Regions from separate parts of the Homo sapiens genome. Here region 2 is linked to region 1. The links are chromatin loops, found by intact Hi-C in ENCODE. Cell type or tissue: HCT116. All regions are shown on one strand. Each heading gives the region's core, and the rest is flanking DNA. Links, peaks and the distances in the headings are about the cores only.

The links. Peaks named below come from ENCODE experiments on the same cell type or tissue, not always from the same donor. Only the 100,000 strongest peaks of a DNase experiment are listed, where the experiment ranks them.
Region 2: it touches region 1 in a loop (5-fold over the local background); 67 of 110 quality-filtered maps call a loop at or near these places.

The regions. Positions count from the first base shown.
Region 1 is chr3:124,458,695-124,473,934 of GRCh38, reverse strand. It overlaps KALRN (kalirin RhoGEF kinase), which reads right to left. Exons shown (of 60, transcript NM_001388419.1): 24 at 11,979-12,045; 25 at 11,302-11,411. Among named protein-coding and RNA genes, the nearest start is that of MIR6083, 92 kb to the right of the region's middle. In HCT116, for the core only: a CTCF peak has its summit at 5,555; a DNase peak (open chromatin) is centred at 5,554; H3K27me3 peaks cover 4,309 bases.
Region 2 is chr3:124,007,998-124,023,237 of GRCh38, reverse strand. No RefSeq gene overlaps it. Among named protein-coding and RNA genes, the nearest start is that of KALRN, 18 kb to the left of the region's middle. In HCT116, for the core only: a CTCF peak has its summit at 6,550 (motif pointing left); a DNase peak (open chromatin) is centred at 6,574; H3K27me3 peaks cover 4,222 bases.

The DNA of each region.
Region 1 (15,240 bases), core at 3,361-8,360:
TTAGGATGGTATTTGCTGTAAAAAACAAAATATTTTTCAAATAAAAAGTGATTATGAGGCTTTGGGGACACATAGTGACAGAAGTGGAAATGCTACGATCTTTACAAGGAACAATTTGACAGTACCGATTAAATCATGAATGCGCTTATCTTTTGACTCTGCAATTTGAATTCTGTAAATTTTCCTGTAGCTATTTCTACACATATAAAATGATGTATATACATGAGTATTAACTGTGACACTGTTTATACAAGCAAAAGATGGTCTGTAAAGAACAAAGCGTTTAAACTATGGTACATCCACAGAGCTATATACTATGCAGCTATGAAAAGAAGACACAGCTCTCTATGTTTTCATATGGAAGAACTCTGGGAGAAGCTAAGTGGAAAAAGGTACAGAAGAATATGTAGAACATGCAACTTTTTGTCTCAGTAGGAATTACGTATTCTTATTTCCAACCCAAAAAACTAAGAAAAGACATTACCACAGGGAAGCAGGTGAAGGAACAGAATAGAGGACAGTGGTGGGTGACACTTCTCAATGTTTACTTTTCTATCTAATTTTGATTTTAAAACTGTGACAATACATTACCTTCAAAAATTGAATTAAAGGATACACGATATAAAGTGGTTCTGCATTACTCTACTACTTACCTGTACCATAGAGGGAAAAATGTTATTTGACTAACTTTACCTAGCTTCTATTGTCCACGCATTTTGGCAGTATAATTAATTACAAGTGGTTATGGATTTCACATATGTGTTGTATGTGTTCCTCCTTCCGTGACATAGAATGACATTGTTTGGAGCTTAAAAATATGTATGTGCAATTAAAGATGTTTGGCAAGTCCTATTTGGAAAGCCAAAATGCTAACAATAATTGATGGGATAATAGATGACTTCTTTGTCCATCTGCAATTTAATTTTTTCTACGACAAATGAGCATTGCTTTAGCGATAAGCAAAAAGCCATTTAAAAAAAATCTGGGAGACTCCTAGCTGTACCCAGTTTGTCCTTACATAGGTGATTTTAGAGTATTCTGACCTGAATCAAAGAGTAATTATAATGATATTTGGGCTTCAGAAATGCAAATATGTAGTGCTCAAAGTCAATAAAGTGTCATATTTGTTGCTACCTTTTAAAGAACTACAAGTGACACATTTAAACTAATATGTACTTTATATGACCATTAAAGTGCAAATTTTAAAAAGTGCTATATAATGTTATAATTGAGGATCAAACTTAGTTTAAGACCCAAAGGGAAATATACTTTTCTGTTGAGAAAAGAATCAATCTGCCTCATCATCATATATATACACACACACAGGTACACACACACACACACACACACACACACACATATACACACACACATTTTAATTTAAAATTAAAAACAATTTTTTATAATAATAGAGACGAGGTCTTGCCATGTTGCCCAGGCTGGTCTCAAACTCCTGTGCTCAAGCAGTCCTCTTGCCTTGGCCTCTCAAAGTGCTGGGATTACAGGCATGAGCCACCGTGCCCAGCCTGGGCCCTTCTCCCTTAAGAGTAGCCAAAGAAATGGTAAAACAGCCTGGATCAGGACATTCCACACAGGATAAAAAATTGTTTTATTGTGTCAGAAGTGGCAAGGATACCCATGATGACTCAGGGAGAGCCATTCCTTGACTTATGACCCAAGGATAATTGGCCTGGTCACTTTAATTTGAAGTAAACAATGATAATTATGTCTAAAGAATTGATCATTGATAGAAAGACAGTGCTGGCAATTTTATTTAAAATCTGATCAATTTCAATAGAGCAACACCCTGACTTTTGTGATAGCAGCTACCAAAAACCTATGGGAAGATGCACAATTTGAAAATCCTCAGGAAGCAAAAATACTATAACCAGAATTAAATGCACAGCATATAATTTTCATGAGGAATGCCTTTCTGTAAAATGAAGGTTGTTTTTTTTTTTTTTTTTTGAGACGGAGTCTCACTCTGTCACTCAGGCTGGAGTGCAGTGGCGCAGTCTCTGTTCACTGCAAGCTCTGCCTCCCAGGTTCACGCCATTCTCCTGCCTCAGCCTCCCGAGTAGCTGGGACTGCAAGCGCCCGCCACCACGCCTGGCTAATTTTTTTGTCTTTTTCTTAGTAGAGACACGGTTTCACCATGTTAGCCAGGATGGTCTTGATCTCCTGACCTCGTGATCCGCCCACCTCGGCCTCCCAAAGTGCTGGAAAATGAAGGTTTTAACAGCAGTTACCACTAGCTCACCCATCTGCCTACCCCCAGGTCTGACTTTCTTCCCCTCCCACAACTGAGCACAAGTTAAAGAATCAGCATTCACACTTGGTCACAGTTGTGAAAGGGTCTTCCAAAGCTTCATCCTCCTCATCTTTAAATAACAACTTTGCTGAGGTGGGCAGATCACCTGAGGTCAGGAGTTCAAGCTTAGCCAACATGATGAAACCCCGTCTCTATTAAAAATACAAAAAATTAGCCAGGCGTGGTGGTGGGCGCCTGTAAGCCCAGCTACTCAGGAGGCTGAGGCAGGAGAATCGCTTGAACCTGGGAGGCGGAGGGTTGCAGTGAGCTGAGATCGCGCCATTGCACTCTAGCCTGGGCAACACGAGTGAAACTCCATCTCAAATAATAATAATAATAATAATAATAATAATAATAATAATAATAAAACTTTGTGGGGGTGCTTGTAAGGATTTAATAAATCCACAGGTAAAAAGAACCCAACCCAGTGCCTGGCACACAGTAGACACTAAATAAACAGTAGTTCTTCATGATCAGTGCTTCTCAATCTTAATAAACTCATATTCTCTTTGGTAAACATGTATCTGACCCTCTTCCCCACTCCTGGAGACTTATATTTAGGGGGAACTCCCTACCAAGCCCTTGCTGAAAAATCTGCAGCAGGTTACTTTCTCCTAAACCATATCCTGGGAAAATCTTGATTGGTTATTATGTAACATTTAGATTCCAAGGTCACCTTGTTTGGGAAATGTTGGGCTAAGGTGGTTTTTTTTGCTGAAGAACTTCCAAAATCCTATAATATGTTGAGTTACACTATAAACCTCTGAAGTAAATACAATATGCAGTGCTTCTCAAACTTCTTTGTGCTTGCAGCACTTTTGGGGCGAGTATCAGACTTTGTCTCAAGGAACACTCTTGGAAAACTCTAGTTAGCGGTCCCACACCTGGTTGTACATTGCCTTCTGGGGTTACTATCTGAGCAAATGCATTGTTTAGAAATGCTTCCTGGGTAATTCCCACACATCCAGTCCATAGATGAGCATTTAAAGGCAACTGTCCTAGATTCCAGGATGCTTCCAGATGGCAAATCCTACATCGGCTCTATAGGATTTAATTTAGGGGGAGAAAGCTAAGAACATTTTTTTTTTTAAAAAACCTATTCAGCTTGTGCCAGGCATACCAATTGATAAGTTTGAATAAGATATTCATTACCATCTCAATGTAAATGTTGAAAGTAAGTGGCAATATTAAACTCTGTTTTACTTCTTAATTGGAAGCTTATGAAGATGACAGATTATGTAAGTCTGATCCATATTATTCTACTTACTTCAAATAGACATGATGAATTCAAATTAAAGCAAAACAGCTCACAACTCTCTTCACAAATGATGAAACATTTCACCTTAGCTGTTCTATAGCAGCAATTTGGCCCTCACTACTCCAATAATTACATGTAATAAATTGTGAAGGAATGAGCAAAGCAAGTCATTTGTGTGAATGTCTGGGGTTCTTTCAGAAAGGAATAAAACTTTTAAAGAAATGTCAAGATCAAGGCAATGCCATTACTCTATTAAATTATTATAATTTAATATATTATGCAGTTACTTTATGAGGAAAATGCTTCCTTTTGGCTTTGTACACAATCCTGGGAAATGAAACTGCTGGCATTTATTAACAGAAAGCTTTCTGAGTTTTGTCATTAAATATGATAGAAACAGCACTATTTCAAAGGTACTGGACTGGTTCTGTTATTCTCTCTGAAGATGAATTTGGTCTAAAATCTCACTGCTTCTGGGGAAGTGTATCCTTCATTAAGGAGCGCACAATCTTGTCAGCAAACAGACTTTACATCAAGGGTGCAGTCTGCATCTAAATGGAAATAACTATTTGATGACCTTGTATGTCAATGTGCATTTGCTTGTTGGAACGCCAGAGGTGGTGATAGGGGAAGGGGCCTGTTGTGGCAACGGGAAAAAGAGGAACAACGTGGAGCATACATTTAAAAATTAAGTCGGAAATGGGGTGGGGAGAAAGGTGTGAGGTTCATGTATTTATAGGAAGTCCAGGACATTGCCTTCTTTTCAAAGCAAGGCTGGGTAACTGCCTTCATGCAAGTAGAGCTAGAGATTATTTCTAAAGAATCCATTAATGACCAGGCAGATTCAGAGCCTAGAACATAAGAGGCTCTAGACCATAGGGGCTAAGATAGCCGGTTAGCATACTGGAGCAGGTATTAAACTAATGGAGGGTCATGTACACTCAGGGAAAGGTGCTGGATTTTTCATGTAACAGTTCCAGCACAGTTGGATCACCCAGGCTGAGCCATGAGAAGCACCTGGCTTTGTCCCTTCATTTCACACTTGACACTTTAGCTCAGGTTAGGGATGAAGAGGAAAGGTCTGCAGGGCTGGACGCCCATTCAGCACATCACACTCTCAGCCTCCAACCACAAGCAGCAAAATTTACCTTGCTGCATGGTTACCTGTTGAATATGTTTTTGCCAATATCTTCTAACTTTGTCTAATTTGTGTGATCAGATGAATAAAGTTATTTGCATAGATATATACCAAGTTTAATGTTAAAATAAAATACAAAAGATTAATCTTATGCTTAATGTTACTCATCTCCAATAAGGTGGTGTTTAGCAACCAGGCATGGATGCTAAGAAGTTAGTGTGTAAAACAAAAATTAACATTACTTTGACACATCCAAACGAAGTGTTTAGACTTTGTCTTGTTTTGGGTATTCCCTAACGTCTATAATCAGCCCCAATGTTGATAGCTTACTGAAAACACAAACAACAGTAACAAGACCACAGCTACATTTGTATAGGGCTCCTCTGATGGGTTCTGCAAGTTACCTCTTCAAGTGTGCGTTTGGGGACCAAAGAAAAATCACAACAGGCCTTCCCCTTCCTCTTTCCTTAACATTTGACTATTAAGAAAATGACAGCTGGATTCTTTGGCTGTGTCACTAATTTTGGTTTGGGCAGATCATAAACCTTTGTAAGTTTCAGTTTCTATAGAGCAAGGGAGAACTAGATTATCTTTAACGATTTCTTTCGGGCTTTTATATTTGATAATTCTATGATTTTCCATACGTGAGAAACCACTAACACCAAAGGCATTTGGAGTGGGGGAAGAAGCTTAGAAAGCATAGAACATGCACATTTTAAGCAAGGGTGTGTGTGTTGGGAAGGGGTAGGAGGGGCAAAGAGGGAGGAAAAGGTAGCAGCAGCCTGACAGGGCGGCCTTTCCCCAGTGGCCTGAACTGCACATCCCTTCTCTCACCACCTGGTGGAGCTAGCGCTCTGCCGTGCAGCCATGGATCAACCCCCCCCTTGTGTTTCAAGGGGTTGTAAAATCAATTTATGGGTGGCAACCAGAATTTTAAAAAAGAGGAGGAGGAAGAAATAGAGCCTAACACAAAATACCACAGTGCATCACACATAATGCAGGTGTTTTTCAAAATTTAACTTCCCTGTTATATATAGCATATATGCATGCGTATATCAGGGCATAATGTACAGTCTTTTTCTTTGGTTCATGATAAAAATGGTTTGAAAAACACCACCTTGCTCATTCTCCCTCAACAGGATGGTAGCTCTGGGAAGGTCTAGGTCTTTATCCATCTCTTTCCCTCGATCTCCTTCTCCTCATCCCCTCCCCTTTCCCTAGGGCCTCTTTCCGCAGATGGATCTACCTACCTACCTACCTGCCTGACTACCTACCCTACCTACCTATCCACCCTCCCACCGTCATTGCCTCCCTCTGGCTCTCCTGCTTCTCTCCTTCTCTATCTCTTCCTTTCTCCTTATTATCTGTCCACTTCATGGTTTTCTCACTTATCCTCTATCCACCTAGCTCTCTCTCCTCCTTTCCTTTTGTCTCTCCCTACATTTCTGAATTGCACTATCTCTGCCCACCACCTCTCCTTTCTTTTCCTCGTCTTACAGACATGGATGTGAGAAGACCCAGCCTACCTGGGAGTGCGACAATGAGACCTCTCTCTGCTTCCCATGACCCAGGATGGAGCCCCACTCCCAAACCCCCTATTGCCTCTCTCAACCTCCCTGCTAGACTTCACCACTTTTCTCCCTTGCAGGGCCTTTGTTCAAACTTTATTCCATCATCAAGGAAGCCATCCCTGCCTGTAAAAATCCCACCCCTTATTTAAATTATATCTCAAATGCCCCCTTCTCCATGAGGCCTTTCCTACTCTCCAACTGAGGCTATTTTCTTTGTGCTCCACTTGTGCCCACCTCCACCCTTATTGCAGACAGATATGTCATTCTCAGAACCCAGAGGGCAGAGGCTGGGTTCAATCACAGGGTACCAGCTTCATCTCCAATCTAGCCACCTTTGGCCCAAGGGAGGAACTCTGGGAAGTTGACTGAAATGTGGCTGTGGTTCAGTCGCTCATTGGGGTGCCCTTCCCTAAATTCCCCAGCCTCGATTTTACCCCTGCTGCTCACCCCTCACTGCTCCTGGCTGACCCTGGCCTGGTCAGTGCTCCCAGTTCAACCTCACACATCTCTGGTCCTGCTCCTTCGGAGCAGGGAACACCAGGTTGGGAGGGCAGTGGCTGGTGGCCAAGGCCAAATCTAATAGCTTCCAGCCAAGCCTGGAGGGAGGGAGTGTGCAGAAGGGGCATCTAACCTTGGTGGTTGGTCCCTAATTTGAAAATCTAGACCTTGCTGAAAACTGATTTATTTCAGGTAATTGTTGTAGGGGTGTGGCACAAGAATGACATAGCTCTGGGAGAAATGGGTAGAAATATTCATCAAATTCTAAGATCCACATGGAAGCTGTTTCACTATGAATTAAACCAGCCAGATGTGGCAGCCACCATTGGTGGTCTAGGGAGTGAGAGAAGGGGAGAGAGTGCTGAAGTGGGAGACCAAGCCCTGGAATCTAAATCCTCACTTTTAAGGAAAGGGGAGGGGCGCACACTGGGCAAGTAACGACTCCTCTGGGATTGTCTCCTTGTCTGTACATGGAGAGGGTTGTACTTGATGGTTGAGAGGACCCTCTGAGCGCTGGGAGTAGAGATTTTATGAAAATGTTATTGCTCAGACTCACATATGACCCTATCTCCAAAAAACCAAAAAGGAAGAAGTTCAGATTTAACAGAAGGTGATGAGCATTTTAAACAAAAAGCTGTCCACAGCAAAGTTGCAAATCTAATAACAGCAAGCTGAAAACAAATTATTTTCTTGAATTACAAGTTGTATGCTAGGCAAAATGGGAAGACTGCATTAACAAAATCATTACTGTCTAGGGATCTACTAATGGAATATATTCTCCTGTCTGAGTGCTCCAGGAATGCTTATAAAATGCAATCAAAATAGGTCTAAGTCTTGTGTAGATAAGTAAATTTCATGATTATATAGTTATTTCTGTAGGAAAGAGAAGTAGTGCAAAATGGGGAGAGTGGAGGGCAAAACGAAGTATCATTCCACTTCAGTCTCCGGTTTGTGTTAAAGCCAATGTTTGCAGGTATTAAATTCTACATATTAAACTGTTCTTTAAAGAAGTTTTGGTGCTGGGGAATTTCCCCATTCAATACCTATAAAGACAAAGGTCCTTGAGACAGACAGATCACAGACACACACACACACACACACACACACACACACACACACACACAGAGCAAGAGAGAGAACTAATCCTGGTTGCAATTTTTCAAAGTGACACCATTTAGACAGATCAATACTATCTAGTTAAGATATGTATTCACCACATAACCCTTGGTCTAGGTGCTAATTTTCTAGTGACTTAGCTAATTAAGTTAGCAAGGTCGTGTCAATCTCAATCCCTTTCTCTCTCAATCTCTCAATCTCCCAATATTCCTTCCTCCTGCTCTCCCTCCCATAGGCTCTCTCTGGATTACAGGCAGATAACCTGAGCTATGCACTAGAAATGAGAGGAGCATGTTTCCGTTAGACAATGCTTAATTGCAACTTTGGAATAATACAAACAATTGGGGTTAAAAAGCATCCTTTGATTTTTTTTCATATTCAGAAGTGACAATTTCGGACAAGTATTTCTGAAGAATAAATAAGTATTAGGACAACTGCATGGTCCAGCCAGTAAGAAGCTTCCAAGAAACTCCTTCATGTAGAAATTAAGTTATTTTGCTCTTCCAGATGGTTCTTGTAGTGATGGGGAAAAAATCATACCTAATGGTTTTCTCTGTCTTGAGACTTTTACAAACAAAAGATTAAATTATGACTTGAATGGTATTAGCCATAAGTCTGCAAATAGTAATTTTATCTTCAGTTTGTTCATCCATGCATTCACCTACCAAACAAATATTTACTCAATGTTTACTTATGTGCCAGGTACCTGATTATGCAGTGAAAGATGTTCTCCCCTCTAAGCTGTCCCTTAGAGTTTACAATTCCTGCATTTTCTAAGTTGGCTAACTGCCATTCTATCTCTTATTTACTAGAGATTTTAGAGGTGTTATGTTTTCTTCATTAATCAAAATTTGTAGGACACAAGCAGAAAGCATACATTATGAGTACAGTAAAGACAGCCCACAGATCCTGTAGGAAATTAATATGAAGCTTGATTTTCTTAGATATTTCCTTAAATTGCAGATAATTAAACCATTAATTTATTTTTGGTCAATAGCTTTCTAAATGCAGTACAGTTATTTGCCTTTAGTGCGGAACATATTCATGACTCAGGGTTACTGCTAATATTAAGTATGCTATGCTGTAACACAGTGGCTGTATTGGGCCCTATGGTGGGATACAGAATGGTTTGCACCAATACTGAGTAGCCCTTGACCACTATGAGGTTTTTTTTTTTTTTTTTTTGGTTCTATTGCCTACTGTTTTTGCAGTTTGTCTTCTTTAGACAGCTGCTGGTATCCCACTACTCACTCAAGTTCTTGATTCTTGTTTGCTGTTTCTAAATAGCTGTGGGCTTACAAACTATATAATCAAGAGGTAAAGAGGTTGTTAGGGAGGATAGAAAGATGCTTCTATGAAAAGACAAGAACTTAATTTTTGTGGCATCTTCTCTGGTTGTTGAGAGGCTAGTTGTTATTTTCTTTTTCTTTCTTCATAATATTCTAACTCGATAATATGTGCTGGGTAGCTGTGTTCTTGATAGTTGGATTTATTCCTCGATTTACAGCATGCGAGATTCTCTATGGTTTAATTTGATTTTTTAAAAGGATTTCTTAGAACTATATATTGTAACTGGTAGGTAGATTTTCAGCTATTTAGAAAACTACAAAACTGTTTACCATGGTTTACCAGTGATATCATGACAGCAGAATAAGAGGCATGATTATGTTAGCTATTTTGTTACAAGTGATCAATTTGGAAATGTATATTCATTCCCCTTATAAACTGATTGGCAAATGTAGGGCTCCCAGAAAGTGCGTGCTGTGATCTCTAGGCTTCCGTAGTTAGTCAATTGGCTAAGAACATGGGGAAAGTGAGACTTGTTGAGTAAATCCCAGAGACCATAAGCCAGAAAAGTAAGGTAACACGACTTACCGTTTGCCAGTCCGATGTCTTCTCAGATATCCTGAGGGAGATGGGATGATACTGAGCTGGGCTCAGATGATGGAATTTGGGATCAATGGTCAAATAGTTTTATTGGGCTCTTATCAGTGATAAGCATGAGGACATGATATTTCTACATCTGGAAATTTCCAGACAAACCAAATGGATCGTGTTAAAATTTATGATTAAAAAAACAAAAGACTGGGAACTTATATCACATATTCCAGAAAGTCAAACAGTTATTTTTCCCCCAGAGCGTATTGCTTCAATAATCTCACAAGGTTTGCATGCCATGGGAGCTACATATATTATGTTCTCTTTAAACTGATGCCATCTGATGACATACCAGGAATTAATAACCAGGAGGTGAAGAGAGAGGAGTGACTTTCCACCCCTTATCTGGACCTATTACAGCCCAGGATCATTTTACACCCAATTCTTGCTTGCCTCTTGGTCATTCTTAGCACAGGGCTATTCTAGAGCTGAGATATCGAATATGGCAGCCACTTGCTACTTGTGGTCTATTTAAATCTGAATCTATTAAAATTAAATAAAATTGAAAATTCAGTTCCTCAGTAGCACTAGCCACATTTCAAGTGTTCATTAGCCACACATATCTAGTGCTACTGTATTGGACACTGCAGATATAGAACATTTCCATCATTGCAGAAGGTTCCATGGGACAGTGCTATTCTGGAGTCTTGCCTCAGGGTGGCTGCTACACCTGTACACATGGCCCTTCTATCTCCAGCAAACCTACACAACTCAGTAAATGCCTCTGCTAGCCTGGCACAGCACTGCTCTGCAGCAGGGTCCTGAGAGCTCTAAGACTTTATGCCCATGTTCTTCTTTGTGTCTTGAGATTCTATTTGTATTTTGGAAACACAGTTATTTCTATTGGTTGGTTATGTAACTTATCATGCCAATTTTTTTGCTGATCCTTTGTTAACCATGGAACATGCTGTTTTGTATGGTGTGGGAAAAATTCTTAAATCAAGTTGGAAACAATGACTTGTGAAGTTTTAGGGCTCTACAATTCTACTTATTCCAACAAAACAGAGTATCGGTTGATATCCTTCCCTCCAAACTGTCAAGAAATGTGAAATAAAATGAGGATGGAGGAAATATTTAGGTTGATAGAAAACTTCAATGGAATTCAAAACCTAAAGATCACAAGGTGGAATGGTTAGCCTCAGATGAATTCTAACGTCAGGATTTCCCACAAGATTTAATGAGGAGAAGCTACTTTTATTTCTTCAAAGCCTGCTATTCATTCTGGCTGAATAAATGAGGATGTTGAGGAGAGATGGGGAGGAGCACTGCTGAATACTTGACTTTACTCTCCACTAGGACTTTCGGACAATTATGGAGAAAGGGGAGTGAGTAAAAAAGAAGTCTGACAGCAACTGCCTTAGAAAACTGACCAGATAAGATTCACCAATCGCCTTTGATCCACTTCTTGGGAACCCTGTTGTCTGGTTTTTACGGCCTAAGTGTGCACCTCTGAGACCCTCCACAAACCTACTTGTTATGGAAATCGTAGATCTCTTGGATGTTGCCAAAGATGATATGCTCTTTATTGAGGATCCCAGGGGGGATCTCCTCCACACCACTGGTCATTTCCCACAGGTAGGTCTGTAAGACAGTAACAGTTTCATCACTGGCAAGTCTGGCAGGCCATATAAAATACAGACAAAATACACAGGTGCTCAAACTTGTGGGGCAAGACTCAAACTGTAAATGCGTGCAGAGTTTAAAAAGTGACGTGTTAAGTAAACATAAGAGAAAGAAATAAAACCTGAATATTTCATTATCCTGAACTTTAGCAAGAACACAAACTCCACAGTCTCTTGTCATTTATTAAATGTGTGTGGACTTTTATGGGGGTCAGGATGCAGATTTTCAGACCCAATTTAAGTTCACTGACTGTGTCATGGTTTTATTTTGAATTGAAGTGCCTTACACACTTCTTGTTCCTGGGTCTAGCTCCAGTCTGAGAAAAGTTTAAACTTTCTTTTCAAAAGTACTTTAAACTCTCATGTAATTATTGTTGACTTTAGGAGAAAGATTTCCTCTTGTTGACTTTTTAATTCATTACTCTCTGGGAGAAGACCAATAGCACCAAATTCCAATTGAGGACTTGATGCTGGCAAGGATGTCATTTTTCCAATATAGCTGTGAACGGATTACTGGAAGACTCACCTCTAAGCACTCATGCAAATCCCTTACATAAGCCTTCTCTGTCTGGAGTAGTTCAGCCATAATAAATCTAGAAGGAAACAAATGGGCTTTTACTTGGATATAGATATAATGTCTCTCCTCCTTCAAACTTCACTTCCCCACCCCAGCATGTATGACATTCTTAAATGTCTTATTTTTCTACTTCATCAACAGGTCTTTTCCTTTCTTCAAAATTCCTTCCCTTTCCTACAAGTATCTTCCTATGATACTTGTGATATTTCCTGACCATTGGCCCTGTAACCCTTTAGCAGGTTTGTGCTCAGCTAGGTCCATATTCTCTCTCCCTTTTCCACCCCAGTCCTACTATTAATACTTGTGATTCTGTGGTGATATTCATGTGAGTACAGGCATGTAGGACTGTTCATATTCTGTCTCACCAACTAAACTAGATAGCTTGAATCTCAGCTTTCCACATTTCTCCTACAGCTCCCAGAATGAAGATTTCTGTTCAGTAGAGTTTGTAGATATATACCAAAACAGTTCTTAGTATCATAATAAACCAGGTTTCAAAGCCAGGAAAAGAGGTCCAACACACCGAGATCAGGGGTTAGCAATTTTTCTATAAAGAGCCAGATAATAAATCTCTGTGGGCAATTCGGTCTCTGTCACAACCACTCAACTTTGCTGTTGTCATGTGAAAGGAGCCATAGACAATGTGTAAAAAAAAATAAGTGTGGCTGTTTTCCAATAAAAACATTTATGGACACTAAAATTTGAATTTTATCTAATTTTCACATTATAAAATATTCTTCTTTTGATAATTCTTCCAATTATTTAAAAATATAAAAGATAATTTTTAGTTTATAGACCATATGAAATAGTTGGTAGGTCAAATTTGGTCTATGTTTGCTGACCTCTGACCTAGATTATCCTCTCAGCTATTTCAGTACTATTTCCAATGGGACTTGTTTACAGCATAAACGGATGTGTAGAAAACTGAACGTGCAACCATAAGCACAGTATAAATTAGTAATAAGTGACTGCTTCTCAGTCCCCCATAAAGAGAAGTCTGTGTTATGCATCTTTAAAGAGAGGGTTCTCTTCCTCCTTGGGCCTCTAAATAATACAATGTGCTTAGACAATTGTTAAACTTACGATACATGGCCTCGTTGTGGTATATTCTATATTTTTCTGTTCTTTGAATTGAACTCTATTGGTAGAGTAAAAAGTGCATAAGCTTTGGAGTCAGACAGATAGGAACTGAATTACAACCAGAGGTAGGACTTGCCTCTCCAGGTCTCAGACTCCTTACTTATAAAATAGCTGATCACACAGAATTGCTGCAAGTATTAAACAAGATCACGTAAGCAACATGCCTAGTGCATGGTAGGTGCTCAGGAAACATTCCATGATTAAATGAGCTGTAGATTGCGATGAAATGAGGACAGAAGGGAGATCAGAAGGAACATAAACTGACGGCCTTTGAGAACTTGCCTTTGATTTTATTGCCTTAAGTTTTCTAGAATTGTTCTTTTGTTCTCATCCGCTTCCTGCAGTTTTACCTGTCTTTCCTCACAATTTACCTCTGCTATCCCCACCCCATTTTATTTTCCACCCATCCTTTAATCTCTTCTGGCTATTTGTTGTCACAGAAGGAACCAAGGAGGAAGATCTGGCCAGGTATAGTCCCCTCATCCCCCTCCCAGATATGGGCTGAATTATGACGCCTCTGAAATTCATATGCTGAAGTCTTAACCTCCAATACCTCAGATTTTGGTCTTATTTGGAAACAGTATCACTGCAGTACTGGAGTAGAGTGGCCCCTGGATCTAACAACTGATGTCCTTACAAAAGGAGGAATTTTTGATACAGGCATATATTCTGGGATTATGCCACGTGAGCACGGAAACAGCCATCTACAAGCTATCAAGGAGAGAGGCCTGGAACAGACCCTCCCCTCACTGCCCTCAGAAGGAATCAACCCTGCTGACACCTTGAGTTTAGGCTTCTAGTCCCGAGAGCTGGGAGACAATACATTTCTGCTCTTTAAACAACCCAATTTGTGGTACTTGGTTACAGCAGCCCCAACAAACAAATCCACTCCCCATATGAACAAGCTCTGATTCACACAGCAGCTTTAGTTTCTTCATCTCCAAGGAACCTGTGGTCCTACTTCATCTTGATAAAATAAACTATATAGAGCTTCTTAATCTTAGGACATACTATTTTTTTCTAGTAATTCACAAACAGAGTGTCAAAATATTCTTTATAAAGTCCTCCAGAAATCTCTAGATATGTGTTACTTTGTAACTCCAGCATAAAGGAAGCAGTGTCAAGAAATGGTTTATAAGATTGGTACGGTTCATTGTTTACCCTGTCCAATGCTCTGTAATTCTTGATTAGAGTGAAATGTTGGTAGACAACTCCCTACCAAACAACCAAAGAAGAAAAATGTGTTTTGCCTACCTGGAGTCAGGACTTTTCTGAAAGTGGAGCTGAGATACTTAGAGAGCAAAGCAGGAATCTAATGATAAGTTGGTTCCAGCTCACTAAATGAATTCTGGCCCCTATTCATTCTTATTCTGAGAAAACAGAGTTCAATTTATGAAAACCTCAGCTACTTCAGATTCTTGCAAAATGTTTGAATCTCAGCATCCTCTACTCTCTTCTTGCCTATTTTCCTCTGCCTCATCTCCTCATGGGCTATTGCTGACCTAGGAGTAAACTTAGGTGGCAGCTTTACATTCTAACATCTACAATTCACTCACTGGACCAATTTCCAAGCACCTCTTTCTTCCTTTTGAAATCTGAATACCTAGAGCAAGTCAGGGGAGGAGGGCCCATCTGATGCTGGAATGCCTCCTAAAGCATGCCTTATTTTCTTCTGGCCCAGTGGTATATCCCTCAACTTCAAGTAAAGAAATTGATGTTACAGTCCTTATTTGTTTTGTGATTTTAAATAACGTCCTGCCCTTCCCTCAAGGTTTCAATTTCTATATCCAATTATATTCCATAAGATTTTCTTTTCCTTTCTTTTTTATTTTGAGATGGATTCTTGCTCTGTTGCCCAGGCTGGAGTGCAGTGGAGCAATTTTGGCTCATGGCAACCTCTGCCTCCTGGGTTCAAGGGATTTTCATACCTCAGCCTCCTGAGTAGCTGGGATTACAGGTGCACACCACCATGCCCAGCTAAGTTTTGTATTTTTTTTTTAGCAAAGACAGGTTTTTGCCATGTTGGCAAGGCTGGTCTTGAACTCCTGGCTTCAAGGTGATCTGCCCACCT
Region 2 (15,240 bases), core at 3,962-8,961, 450 kb after region 1:
CCTTTCTGAAGTCATCCCACGAGACTAGGAGGATCTGCCAGGCATCCTGAAGGACGTGTCATGCAGCAAGTGACAAGAAAGGACCAAGATGTGAAAAAGAAAGTGAGAAACAGGGAAGTTATGATGAAAAAGGAATAAAGACAAGCGTGGAGGAAAGATGGTGATATGAAGACAAAAAGAAGAAACACAGACAAAGAGCATGCTCAAGGGAAAGAATCTCTTTCTGCTGTTCACTTAGAGCAGGGGACTTGTAAGTAAAGTTGTATGAGAACAAAGCTGTGCGCATTCATTTACTTAGTGTTTATGGCTACTTTTGTGTTACAAGGGCAGAGTCAAGTAGTTGCAACAAAGACCATTTGGCCTACAAAGTAAAAAATATTTACTATCTGGCACTTTAAAAAAATGTTTGCTGACCCCTGACTTAGAGTAATAACAACCTTATAACTTCCCCTAATACTGACAGGCTCTCTGTGGTTCTTCAACTACTCTTCAGAATGGTTGTTTTCTTCAGAAACTATTACCCTGAAAGAAACCAAAACTGGAGCCAAGCAATGGTAAAATTAATCAGAGAGCTGTAGCTTAGACAGTGACCAAAGTAAAATCACTCCAAGATACAAAAGAAATTGCCAAGCTAAAGAACAAGTCTGACTCTCAAAAAGACTGCTATAAAGACTTGGAACCAACCCGAATGCCCATCAAAGATAGACTGGATAAAGAAAACGTGGCACATATACACCATGGAATACTATGCAGCCATAAAAAAGATAAGTTCCTGTCCTTTGCTTGGACATGGATGAGGCTGGAAACTATCATTTTCAGTAAACTGACACAGGAACAGAAAACCAAACACCACATGTTCTCACTCATAAGTGGGAGTTGAACAATGAGAACACATGGACACAGGGAGGGGAACATCACACACCAGGGCCTGTCAGGGGTTGGGGGGGCGAGGGGAGGGATAGCATTAGATGACGGGTTGATGGGTGCAACAAGCCACCATGGCACGTGTATACCTATGTAACAAACCTGCACGTTCTGCACGTGTATCCCAGAACTTAAAGTATAATAAAAAAAAAAAACTACTATATTGACAATAAAATAAGGTCTCAATGTCTATCCAGAAAAAAAAAATACTGCTATAGATGGAAAATATATTTAGGGGAGGAGGGAGTATGTCTGTGTGTAAAATATGATTTTAGATTCATAAATACTAATCAGAAATATATAGAAAAATATATATGTATACTTCTGATTAGCATTATGTTTCTGTATATTTTTTCTCCTGATTATTAGTTAATAAAGCTAAAATCACAATTGTTTCATGCTGAAAGGTTGATATTATATAGTACCCAAGGAAAATAAAAGAGTCAATCAGTATAATATATAAATAATAATGCAAAATTGAAATATAGATAAGAGGTAAATTTGAGAGAAAGAAAAAGCTGTGTTTCTGTCATGTTCTGATACTGACATAAAGGTACAGGTTTGAAAGTGGCATTTTTAATACAACTATCCAAAGTTCTTTCCCCCCACCGGCCCCTGTAGAAACAGGGTCTCCCTATGTTGCCTAGGCTGATCTCAAACCCCTGGGCTCAAGCGATCCTCCTGCCTTAACCTCCCAAAGTGCTGGGATACAGGCATGAGCCACCACACCCAGCCTATCCAAGGTTCTTGATAACATGAGACTGAGGAGGGAAGCAGATGGGAGTAAAGGATGAACACTATCCCATGAAGCATGAAACAGGCTGATCTGGAGCTTTTGCAGAGAAATTAAAGAGACAGGTTAAAGCCACATATCTCCAGCATTTGGCACCTGTTTTCCCACTATTTTCTTCAGATGACTTCTACCCACACCTGTAAAGCTATCCCATCCTATCCCATCTTGTCCTGCCCCCTCCTCAACACACACACACACACACACACACACACACACACACACACACACACACACACCTGCTTCATTCCAGGCACAAGATTCTGCTCTTAATTCTCTCATTTATCCAGCAATCCTTGCCCTGTCCTCATCTCTAGGCTTCTGCTCAAAGGCACAGACCCTGCTAGGTACCTACCCTAAATCCATTCTGCCCCGCCTTGTTACTAACAGAACTATAATAATATTCAGGAGGGCAATATGTCCAGCTACGATGTTCACCTGCCCAGACTCCTTTGCAGCTAGGGGTGGCCATGTAACCTGTTTCTTATCATGAAATACAAATGAAGAAAACGTCTGCTAGGGATTTGGGGAAAATTTTTGCCCTTCTCATAACAGGCTCCACCTTCTCCCCACCCTTCCTTCCTTTCTTTCCTTCTTCACTTTCTTTCCTATCCCTTTTTCTTTCTCCTTTTTCCTGCCTTGTGCACAACATAAGGCTTGAGGTGGAGCAACCATCTTGGGAACACAGATCAACAAAGCCACAAGCTAAGGATGGTGGAGCAGAAAGAGAAAAGAAGCCTAGGGCATTGATGGCTCATTGAAGTTCTGCATTAGCCTTGGGCTTCTTGTATACGTCTCTGTTTAGTTAAGTCCCTTTAGTCAGGTTTATGTAGTGAGTGGCCTAATGCAACTAATTCCCATGCCCTTACTTTCCCTTCTACCTGGAAAGAAATTCTCCCCACCCAATAGCCAACTTTTGAAGTCCTGTACTTTCTTCAAAGCCCACCTTAAATCCTACCTCTTTCAGGTGGACATTCCACAATGCCTCAAAATCAACCTCCCTCTCTCTTGTAGTCATACAGGGCACAACTAAAATCATTAAAATAGTATACCAATATGCTTCATATCATAAATATTCATGTCTGTTTATTCATACATCCTATCCCTAGACTGAGAGCTACTAAGGGCAAGGATCCTTTTTCACTCATTTTGAATGCCCTGCAGCCCCCAGCACAGTGCCCAGAGCAGTCACTCAGTAAAGGATTGTTGAATTTCTTAGACTGCACAAATGTTCCTTCTTTCCCAAGTGTATGCTATGGATCATATTAAAACACCTGGCTTCTATGTAGGTGGGATGGGAAAGTAAATAATTAGGAAAATAAACTTTAGAAATCCTAGTCATGTTTGACCATGTTTTGACAGTTCGAAACTGTGTGGCCCTGCTGCTGACTAATTGCCCAGACATACACAGTAAGGTCAAAAGAAGGGACAGAAATGAGAATGTATAGAAGTCCAAAACTGGTCTATATATCATCAAACTAGTATGCTGGTTTCATCAAACTCAACTTCAAACCGGTATCTATTAGAGGCTGATTTGTATCAAAAGTAGTTAATATAACTTATTACATTGTAATTCCAGTTACACTTATACTACTTATTTAATGCATTTCTTTTGGTTGACAAAAATTTATTGGCCATCTATTATGTGCCAAGTCCAGGTGACCAGCCATCCGTGGTTATCTGTGACTGAGCAATTTCCTGAGACACAGGAATTTTCAGTGCTGAAGCTAGGAGAGCTCCAGGCAAACCAGGATGGTTGGACACCAAAGAAGCTCCGAGCTTGATGCTTGATATAAAGTAGTAAAAAATGTAGATGTTGTCCCTGCCCACGTGGAGCTCTACAATATAGTTGGTTCTTATTTGGTGTTCTTAGCAAGTTTGCATCCTGTAACTGTGTTTTCAAATCATACATGTTAGAGTTTATTTAACAGCAATCAAGGCCATCCAACTCTTCAGGTGCTAACACCATAAATCTCCATAGTACAGTTGGCTGTGTGTGTGGAGGGAAGAAGAAGAACTTTGGAACAGGAGGGTAAGCCGAAGTTCAGTTCATTAATGTGGTCATTGTTCTACCAGCTGTGAATTCCAACCAACTTTAATCACAGCTGGAGCCGGTTGTCTGTTGTTCTCAGATCAGCAGACATGCTCCATCTTCAGGTTCTCAGCCCTCTTTGTGATACTAATTTTGACCTGTTGGTGGGACTGCAGCTTCTTTGGAAAGGACCAGGAAATGTCAACTTTTCCTGGGGGAATGTGGAGGTAATCTGATGGTGGCATCTGCTGTTATGGCCACCACAGCTTGCTGGAGCTGACTTTTTCTTCATCATTTTCTTCCATATTCACTCTTCCTATAGCTGGGTTCTGGGCCCTCCCATTTTTGGCATCTGGATGACCTATTTCCCCTTTTAGAATGCCAGTCCTCCCAGATAGATAATACATACTTCTGAGCTTAATAATCTGAAGATCCTATCCTTCCATAGGAGCCACCTACTCAACAAAGACTGAAGGTCCTGGTTCCTCATGGAGTATTTCTCACTCTGTGGCAGAACTTTTCTCGCTAATCTCCAGCCTTCACCTCTGCTAGGCTTTCATAACAACTTCCATTGATTTTCTACTATTGGCTGGGCATTTTTGCATCCATTATTTTATTTAAACTGGACAACAACTCAAAGTAGATATTGTTATCCTCACTTCCAGATGAAGAAACTGCAGGGCAAAGAAGTTAGGGAACTTTCCCTGGGTCACACATTATAAATGGACAGAGTAGAAATTGAATCTCACTCTATCAGACTCTTTTCTGAGAGTTGACTTGATGACCTGGAAGGGAACAGATCTTGTATGCTTGAAAAGAGCTTGTATCTCTTGGACGCTTGAAAATAAGTGTGAGGAAGATTTCAAGGGAGAAGTAATTTTGTGTCTGTTGACTTCTAAATTTTGCTTAGTGAGGGGGTGGGTGTGCCAGGGAACACTGCAAATCAGGGAGAAAGGCCTGACAAAAACCCTAGTTTACTGCCTTGCGCTAGATCAAATGTTAGTTCATACCTATATGTGAGTTTGTTCTTTGAAGCAATAAGAAATTAACTTTAAAATGGTCTCAGGAGGTTTTTAAAGGACAGATTTTCAACAAATAAAACTAAAATGCTTAATTTCATTTCCATGGAATTTTTATGACAAAGATGCTTTCAGTGATCTGGAGCCACTCTTTAAAAAGATAGAGACCAAGGAAGTTGGAGAGTCTTATCTTTTATATTGAGGCAGCCTCAACATTGAGGCACAGCATTGAAGGTCTCAGAGCCTGACCTCATCACTACCTACCATTAGCACAGTGGTCAGGATAGTCAAGGGATCCCAGAATGAGCATTTACAAATGAGGAAAATGACGCCTATAGCAATATGTCAACAATGTCTGGCAAACAGCCTGGTTTATAATAGGTGCTCAATAATTTTATTGAATAAGGGAATAAAGAAAAAAATAAATGAAACAAGAGATTTTCCAGAAGGTCACACAAACAGGGACAAAAAATCCAATGTTCTAAACCCTCACACCATCTCTTAATCTAGTTATATCATCCTCTGGGTGAGCCTAGCCCACTTTAAAATGGATATTCAGATGTCGGAATGAATAGAGCAGTGTGCCTGACTTAAGTAATATCAAAATTTTAATTAGAGATGTGGAAAAGATGGAGTCGATGAAGCTCCCCTGTTATCCAGAGACCATGACCATTCCGGGTGGTTGGTTTCGTTTCTAATGCACATCTGCTCCACCTCACCAATTGCTTTGCACAATATGAGTTCACATTACAAAGTCAACAATTCTTTATCATCTGCGTGGTCAGTCACCCTTTTGTTGTCCCTCCCTTGTAATTGTTTAATCTGGCCTCCCCTGCCACATTTCTTGGCTGCCTACTCTCCCCGCTCCTGTCAGTCAGGTTGTACTCAGGGAAGGCAAATGCACAGAAAAAGTCCAGAGTCAATTAGAACTAATTAGGTGTTTCATCTGCTGCTTTGGATTATCCGTGCCCTCTATAGACACACAGCATAGGCTGGTTGAACAACCACTCCTGGATTGGGGAGCATTCTAAGATTCACACACAGCTTCCTATTGTCTATGCTAATGGAGGTAAAGGCTGGTGTGAATGTACAACAGAGACATTTAAAAACCAAGGTATAGTTCACACTCATTTTCATTGTACATTTTAGTGAGTGTTTACAACTTTATATAACTGTCCGACCATCACTACAATCAAGGCATAGCATACTTTCAACATCACAAAAAGTTTTCTTGTGCCATCTCAGCCAATCTGCCCCCACCTTAGTCCCAAGCAACCACCAGTCTGCTTTCTGTCACTGTAGATTAGATTTGTCTTTTGTAGGGTTTCACATAAATGGAACCATGGAGTACATATTCACAAGCTATTTTTACTTGACTTTGGAATGGTTTCTCCAATTTCCTTCCCAGTGATGTCTGGTTTAGGCTGATATTAAAATGTGTTCATGTTCCCTACATCCACACTGATTTGACAGGGTGGGCAGAGCTGGGACATGGAAGAAACGTGAGAGGCAAGACGTGGAGGCTGATGAGCATAATTATTGGCAATGAGAAGAATGTTGGCTCTCCCCAGTATTTGTAGAATATGACAAAGCGGTGTGCCCATGTTGTGCCCTGAACCTATTTTCAAGGTCATTCAATACAGAGTCTCCTAAATTTAACTACCTAGGAATTGTGTCTTGCTTTGAATGGACATTTGGAAACTCCAGACTCTAGCCAGCCCCTCTCAGCCACGGAGTCATTGCTCCCCCTGGTGTAAACACAGAGATTTTTTACCCTGTGTCAGGCATTCCCACCACCGCAGCCCTCCCTGGACCACAAGGAGCCAAGGGCAGGCAAGAAAGCTTCAGGCTCCCTCTGGCTGTTGTTAGGTTCCTGGGTCAAAGGCTGAGTTTGTGAACACAGAGAAACACTAAGAGATCAACCGCTTGAGAGAGGACAGGAACAGAGAGAAGGGAAACCCCAGAGACAGAACTAGCTAGACATGCAAGATAGAGAGGTGAGGGGGCAGAGGCACAGCCCAAAAAACAAAGCAAGAAGCGATAGAGGGATGGGTTTTTTCCTCCATTTATGAAACATCCTAAAAATTTACTCCTCTGCCCAAAATAGATTCAGATCCAGGATATGAGAATCCTTGAGAAGTGAATTTTAACATGGGAATGCCGATAAATCTTTTAAACAACTTATACACCTCCAGGTGCTACTGGACCTGCTTAATCTCTTTAAACCTCCAGTAACTCCAACCATGGTGTTTAAAGTCTCATAAATCTGCACTAGCTTAAAATAGGGAAATATAAATCACGTTCAGAAGCTTAGGGGTAAGGACAGGAGACGGGCATCCCAATGCCGTTTAAAACCACAGCACAGGCTTTTCATCAAATTTTTCCAAGAAAAGTTAAAATGAAAAACATTCAGGTTTCTGGGTTGTGGTTTCATAAGTTCTCAATTTGTTCTTTTTCCTTTTTTTCAGGGCGGTGGGCTGGGGTCCAAAGGAGCATTGACTAGCTAGTCAGTTGGAAAGAAAAAAATTGCAAACACCCATCTCACTTAGTCCTTTTACACAAAATAAAACCTAAAATAAAAAATAATGACAAACTACTACCAGAAGTCATTAGAAAACAGCAATGTTTCCGGTAAAGCACCAACAAAAATAATGTCTGGTTTTTGTTAAATTGTTAATTTGTGCCAAAAAATAAAAGTTATAGATACTATTCTACTAATAATAGCTACCTTTTCTTTTTCATTCCTACCACATGCCCAGCACCTACCACTGAGCTGAGGACACACACAACCACCTCCTCCTCATCCCCCTGCTGCAAAGGCTGTCAGACTTTTTCTGGCTCCACATTCGTAATATTTCTCATTACAAGCAGTGATTCTCAATAGCTGTTCGAGAAGGTATTGGAGAAGCCACACTCTCCTAGAAAATCCAGGGGGTACATGAGAGATCCACCAGGGGAAGGCTTTTCTGTGTGAAGAGATTTGGGTACATTATCTAATTTTATCCTCACAGTGGCCCTGTGAGAAATATTATTATTATCTCTGTTTTACAGATGAAGAAGCTAAGGTTCAGACTGTTTAAGTAATTTAACCCAAGTAGCGTGGCTGGTAAATGATGGAGCAAAAATTCCAACCCTGAGTCTGCTTTGGAAGGCCTGATCTTATCCAAGCTGCCATCTACCTTCTGTGGGGCAATGGAACCAGACCACAGAGCATTTGGAAGAATCTCACATATCACACTCTAAGAATTGATATGTTTTCTGCTTCCTCTTTTCTGGCCCAGTCCAGTGATCTTTCAAACCCCAAAGTCTTAGAAAAATCCACTGTGTTAACTGACTCTTTACTGAAACTTCAGTCCTGTAGAGAAAATAAGAGTCTCCAGCTTGTGTCGCTTGCTTCAAGTTCCAGTTGGCCTGCAGGGATGTACCACCAAGTGATCCTGGGAAAACACTGGAACTTTCGTTTCCTTACCTACTAAATAGGGATCTATAAGACCTATCTTTGGGGTTGTTGTGAGGGTTAACATGTGGGAAGACCATCTGGAGCCTGCAAAGCCCAGGCAATTGCTGGGTCATGTGATGAGTATGGTGCCTGAAGTACAATAAAGAGGAAAAGCCTCCCTAAGGTCTGTCTTCACAGAGCAGATATTATGTGGAGGAGAGCACATCCAGCATCCAGCACAGCTCACAAATCTTGGCACAAGCCCCACTGCCTTGGATGTGAGGAGGAAGAAGTAAGAAGAGGAGGAAGTATCTCTCTCCTTTAGCAGCTCTCCAGCAATGTGTGTTTAATGATGCTAACTTATACTGGAGAATCGTCTTAGTTTGGGGTCTTCCAGAAGCCGACCTTGAAACAAGGATTTTAGAACAAGTGGTTTATTTGGGAGATAATCCAGGGAAATACCAGCAAGTGAGTGAGGAAGTGAGTCAGGGAAAGGAAGACAGCCAATAAAAAGTGGATTATTAAGCCAACTACAGAGGACAACTATAGCTTAATCCTGCAGAGAAACTCTGAGAAACTGTCTAAGACACACACCTCAGAATTATTCCACCCAAGGGATAACATCGTTGGGATATTTATACATCATCTCCCACCATTCATTGGTTGACAGATGCTCCTGGGGGATAGGGCAGTTAATTTTCCAGTGTTTCTGAACTGTCATGTGTTTTAAGGCCCATGACCCTCGAGGGTTCCAGGTAAAGTTCTCAAGCACCAAGATGCAAATCCTGGCAGATGGAAGATGTCTGGAAGACACTGAAATGGCAAGGCAGCCTGAGGGATATGTATTCAGTGTTTCTCACACTAGCTCCATATTTCCAGATGGGAAAAACCAAATTGGAAGGAAGTTAAACGTACCACTACTCACTGAGCAACTGTCCCAGGTATTTTTGAGGTGCAGGGTTGTGTTGCACATGAGCTTGAGTTCACAGTCCCATGCTAAGAAGATAACTGAGCTGAGGACACACACAACCACCCCCTACTGCCGTGGCTATCATACTTTTTCCTGGCTCCACATCAGTAATATTTCTCACTACAAAGGACGATTCTCAACAGCTGTTTGAGAAAGTATTGGAGAAGCCATATTCCCTTAGAGACTCCATGGGATACATCAGAATCCAAGGGCAGGGACAAAGTCTGTTTTTAAAATATATACTTACAACTGCCTCACTCCCTCACCATGCCAAGTCACTTGACACTAGGTTATTGCAAGGAGTGGTAATAGGAATATAGGATAAACTAATTCCTGATCAGATGCAGTAAGTCAATATCCTCTGAAACAAACAACTATTCAGCTAAAGGCATTGCCTCTTTTCTAAACCTTTACAAAAAGATACAGTGAGGCATCAAAGGAAGTAGTTTTAACTGTGTGCCAAGGATGGTTTGATTATTTCAGGAAGTTGGCAAAATACCAGAGTTTAGGAGAAGCTTCAAGCAGAGTTGTAAGTGGCTCAGTTTCTGCTGGTTCAGCATGAGACTCTCATCCAACGTCCAGTTAAGTTGGAAGTCAGAGGTCTCCTGCTTTGCTTCAAGGATCTGTTCCCTTATCCCCAAATCTCATCTCTACCCTGGCCCTTCCCTGAGCTCATCTATATTATAAAATGTTTACAGAGTGGTTAAATTGGAGTGATAATGCCAATAATTTATGCCAAAGCAATCTCAGTTACTTTGCCTCCATAATACTCCAAATTACAGGACCTGAATTATGCCTATGATCTGAACCTCTGTTTTGTCAGGTTATAAAAAAATGAGTTAAAGAGAAGGAAAGATAGTAGATGATTCCACCAGGTAAGCTGCGCTTCTTTCAATTTTACATCATGTGATTCTTTGGCTGTTAATGAAAGTCATCGTTGGTGCTTATAATTTTCCCTCTGAATGCCTAAGCATTTTATTATGGCTCACAACACCTCCCCTTCTACTGGAGGTCTTGGTTGCTGGACACAGCCTTAGAGAGGTCAGCAACAGTACTGCTTTACCAGATACTGACTTCTCCAATTGGAGCTTCTCCTTTTTGCAGCTCCTCTAAAAACAATGGCCTTCACATCATTTATGGCAGTGCTAGAAATACTTACAGGGGTGGGAGGGTGGCCTTCTCATAATCACTCTCTAAGGGCTTCAATCCATCTACCCTTTACCTCTGGGAAAAGAAGAAACTCAAGTCATCTTCCCTTCTCCCCGTGCCCCTTACTCTGTACCTCAACTTGATGGAGAGATTTCTCACACTGAGTGGGCATCACTTAGTAAAAGGTGGTGTCCTTCCTCTGCATTGTTGAAGATGCTGTCTGATTCTCAGTTCTCTTCTCTCATGCTTGCTGTGGTACTTTTATCACTTTTGGGATCTGTCCCATGAAGAAAGTCTCCTAACTTGGGCTTTGCTTGGGGGGAAAGAGAGGCACATGTAAGCCTCTGGCCTAGGCCACTCAACAAAGAGAGGCACTTAGCTTTCAGACACAAGCTCAATTAAGAGCTCCTTTCCTTTGTCATTGCTCCCTGTACATGTATGGATCATCCTTAGGAACTTTATGGAGAAGACAGAGAAGACTATGTCCCCTGCTTGGGGACATGATTTGACCATTTCCTGAAGTCTCCTGGCCTCCTCCTTTCTTGGCCCCATGTTTTCTATAAACATTTTCAAGGAGACAGAAAACATTATAAGAATGAAACAATTAATACCTGTTTACCCCATTCCTAATTCACCAGTTGTTCATCTTTTGCCACATTTGCTTATCTGTATGTGTGGTGTGTGTGCAATGTTTTTGTTTTTCTGTCTTTAAGTGTTCCAAACCATTTGAAAGTCATAGATATCAGAGCACTTTATCTCCAAATACTTCAGAAGGCATCTCCTAGGAATAAGGACATTATCCTGTTTTTATATAATGTATAGATATAACCACAATACTATTATTACACCTAAGAAAAGTAATAATAATTTCAGAATATCAGATATCCTCGGTTGTTTCAAGAATGCCTTTTATAGCTGTTTTCATTGTGCTAAAATACACACAACATAAAATGTACCATTTTAAACATTTTTAAATGTACAGTTCAGTGGCATTAAGTACAGTCACATTGTTGCACAACCATCACCACCATCCACCTCCAGAATTTTTTATCTACCCCACTGAAACTGCATCCAGTAGAATACTAACTCCTCAGCCCCTGGCAACGACCATTCTACTTTCTGTCTCTATAAATTTGACAACTCTGGTACTTCATGTAAATAGAATCACAACGTATTTGTGCTTTTGTGACTGACTTATTTCACTTAGCACAATGTCTTCTAGGTTTATCCATGTTGTGGCATGTGTTAGAATTTCCTCCCTTTTTAAAGCTGAATGATATCCCACTATGTGTATATGCCACATTTTGTTTATCCATTCATACATTGATGAATCTGTGGTTGCTTCTACTTTTTGGCTATTGTAAATAATGCTGCTATGAACAGGGGGGTACAAATATCTGTCTGAGTCCTTGAGTCCACTTCTTTTGGATGTGTATGCAGAAGTGGGATTGCTGGATCATATAGTAATTCTGTGGTTAATTTTTTGAAGAATAGCCATCCCATTTTTCACAGCAGCCATACCTTTTTACACACCCACCAGCAATGCACGAGGGTTCCAATTTCTCCACATCCTTACCAATACTTGTTATTTTTTGTTGCCTTTATTTTATTTTATTTTATTTTATTTTATGGATGGGGCTTGCTATGTTACCTATGTTGGAGTGCAGTGGCTATTCACAGGCATGATCATAACACACTGCAGCCTCTAACTCCTGGTCTCAAGGGATTCTTCCACCCAGCCTGTTGAGTAGCTGTGATCATTGCGCCTGGCACTTTCTTTTTATGATAGCCAACATAATGTGTTTGATCTCATTGTGGTTTTAATTTGCATTTCCCTCATAATTAGTCTTTTCTTGTGCTTATTGGCAAGTTGTACATCTTCTTTGGAGAAATGTCTATTCAAGTCCTTTCCCCATTTTTTAATCTTTTTTTTTATTTTGTGGGTGTTGAGTTGTAAAGATTCTTTACATATTATGAATATCAATTTGCAAATATTTTCTCCCATTCAGTGGTTTGCCTTTTCTCTGTGTTGATTATGTCCTTTGATGCAAAGAAGTATTTAATCTTGATGTAGCACAATTTATCTATTTTTTCTTTTCTGTGCTTTTGGTGGCAACTAGAAAATTTTAAATTACATGTAGCTGACATTACATTGCTATTGGACAGTTCTGGCCCAGAAGCTTGATTAGATTTAGGTTGATCAGTTTTGGCAAGAATACTTCATAGTCTGGACACAGTGGCTCATGCCTATAATCCCAGAACTTTCAGGCAGATTGCTTAAGCCCAGGAGTTCAAGACCAGCCTGTGCAACATGGTGAAACCCCATCACTACAAAAAATATATAAAAATTAGCCAGGTGTGGTGGAACACATCTGTAGTCCCAGCTACTAGGGAGGCTGAGGTGGGAGGATCACTTGAGACTGGGAGGTCAAAGCTGCAGTGAGCTATGATTGCATCGCTGCACTCTAAATTGGGCGACAGAGCATGACCCTATCTCAAAGAAAAAAAAAATAATACTTCATAGTTGATGATGTGTACTTCATAGTATATCACAGCAAGAGGTATATAATATCTAGTTGTCCTACTGTTAGTGATGCTAAATTTGGTCATGTGGTTAACTGCCAGATATCTGGATTATAAAATATATTTTCTCTTTGCAATTTCTAAATAATTTGTGAGATGATACTTTGGCACCAGAATACCATTTCAGATATTATCAAACCTTGACACTGGTTAGCCCTCTTAGAGAAATGTACAGAGCAAAATTAAGGAAAAGAGTCAATGAGTCGGATCCTAAATGCATGACCCTCCAGGAAGGCAGTTCAGATAACTCCCTGCCTTTGTATCCTGGCTTTTTGGTGGCTGCAACAGCCAGAGAACATGTCTTGCCTACCCCTTCTGCCTGTCCTTTTTCTTAGTAGCTGCTATGTAATCTGTAGCACTCTCTTGGGCCAGTCATTTCCATTGTAACTATAACTACAGCTTACCCAAGCCTTATTTTCTGTCTTGCTACTAGCAATAACCCAGGCTTGTGCTGTAGCCTCTGCTTCCACATTTCTGAGAGATCCCAAACGGAGCCTCTCATGCAGTGAAGAACCTGTCTCTTTTTCATCTCTTTTTCTTTCTGTGACTACATTAATGTCTGTGCTAATTAATAATATTAATATCTGTGCTACATTAATATTTGTGCTCTTGGAGCAACCAGAGCTGCAAACTCCCACGGTGCCAAAGTGGCCCTAGACTTCCCAGAGTGTTTTCTGGCTAAAACCATGCTGAGTCTACATGAAGTGGGAAAAAGTGTCTTATTCCTCCCCCTTAGGACACTTTCCCTCCAGGTGCCAATGCAGCACCTTTGCGCTCTTCTGTCTCACAACATTGGTTATGAAATCATATCCTTCAGTTTCTGCTTGACTTGCTAGAATTTGGCTCATCATAAATATCCAGGACAGACACCTTGTTGCCTCCTGATCCCCCTGTTCTCCCCAGGCATTTCAGCAAGAACACCTTCCCTCTTCTTTTAGCCAAATCAGCTCCTGGCACTCCACCTACTTTTCTTCAGAGGGATATAAATCCAGTTTAGGCTCCCAAAAGGGTAGCTAGTCTAATTCTCTATTACAGTACCTAAGTAGGAGAGAACACTCTCCTACTGGAATTTTCTTCAGTATGTTTATGTGATTGCAACCCCAAAAGGCTGATGATGTAATCAAAGGACTCCAGTTAGGTCCTAAGGTTTGCTCCCATTACAAGCAAAAAGAGATACTAGTAACCCTTCCAGAATAGCTCCATGAACCCAAGGATCCAAGAGATCAAATGAGGAAGTTAAGAATAAGCACAAGTGATGTAAAAATCTAAAACTATTTCTAGAGGAAAACATAGAAGAAAAGCTTTGCAATTTTGAGGCAGGCAAAGATTTCTTATTATGCAAAAAGCATGGACAATGAATCAAAAAGTTGATAAATTGGACTTCATTAAAATGTTGTTCTTTGCAAGACACTACTTTAAAAGATGAAAAGTTAGCCAGGCACAGTGGCTCATGCTTGTAATGTCAGCACTTTGGGAGGCCGAGGCAGGAGGATTTCTTGATCCCAGGAGTTTGAGAGCAGCCTCGGCAGCATGGCAAGACCCTGTCTCTACAGAAAAACAACAACAACAACAACAAAAAACCCTGGAGTGGTGGTGCACACCTGCATTCCCAGCTACTTGGGAGGCTGAGGTGGAAGGCTAGGAGAAAACATTTGTAATACACATATCTGGCAAAGGATATATATCCGGATAGAAAGAATTATTGCAATTCAATAATAAGAATCAATACAGTTTTTAAATGGGCAAAATATTTGAAGAGACACTTCATCAAAGAAGATATATGAGTGGCAAATAAGCACATTAAAAATACTCAACATGATTAGTTGGTGTTGAGCATTAGTCATCATGCAAATAAACCACAATGAAATACCAATGCACAGTCACTAAAATGGCAAGAAATTTAAAAGACTGACCCTACCAACCCTTGACAAGAATGTGGAAACAACTGGAATTCTCCTATAATGCTCTTCAGAATGTAAAATGGTACAACCACTTTGAAAAAGAGTATGGCAGTCTTTCTTTCTTTCTTTCTTTCTTTCTTTCTTTCTTTCTTTCTTTCTTTCTTTTCTTTCTTTCTTTCTTTTTAACAGACTTTTGCTCTTGTCACCCAGGCAGGAGTGCAGTGATGCGATCTCAGCTCACTGCAACCTCCACCTCCTGGGTTCAAGCAATTCTCCTGCCTCAACCCCCCAAGTAGCTGGGATTACAGGCGCATGCCACCACACTGAGCTAATTTTTATATTTTTAGTAGAAATGGGGTTTCACCATGTTGGCCAGTGTGGTCTTGAACTCCTGACCTCAGGTGATCCACCTGTCTCAGCCTCCCAAAGTGCT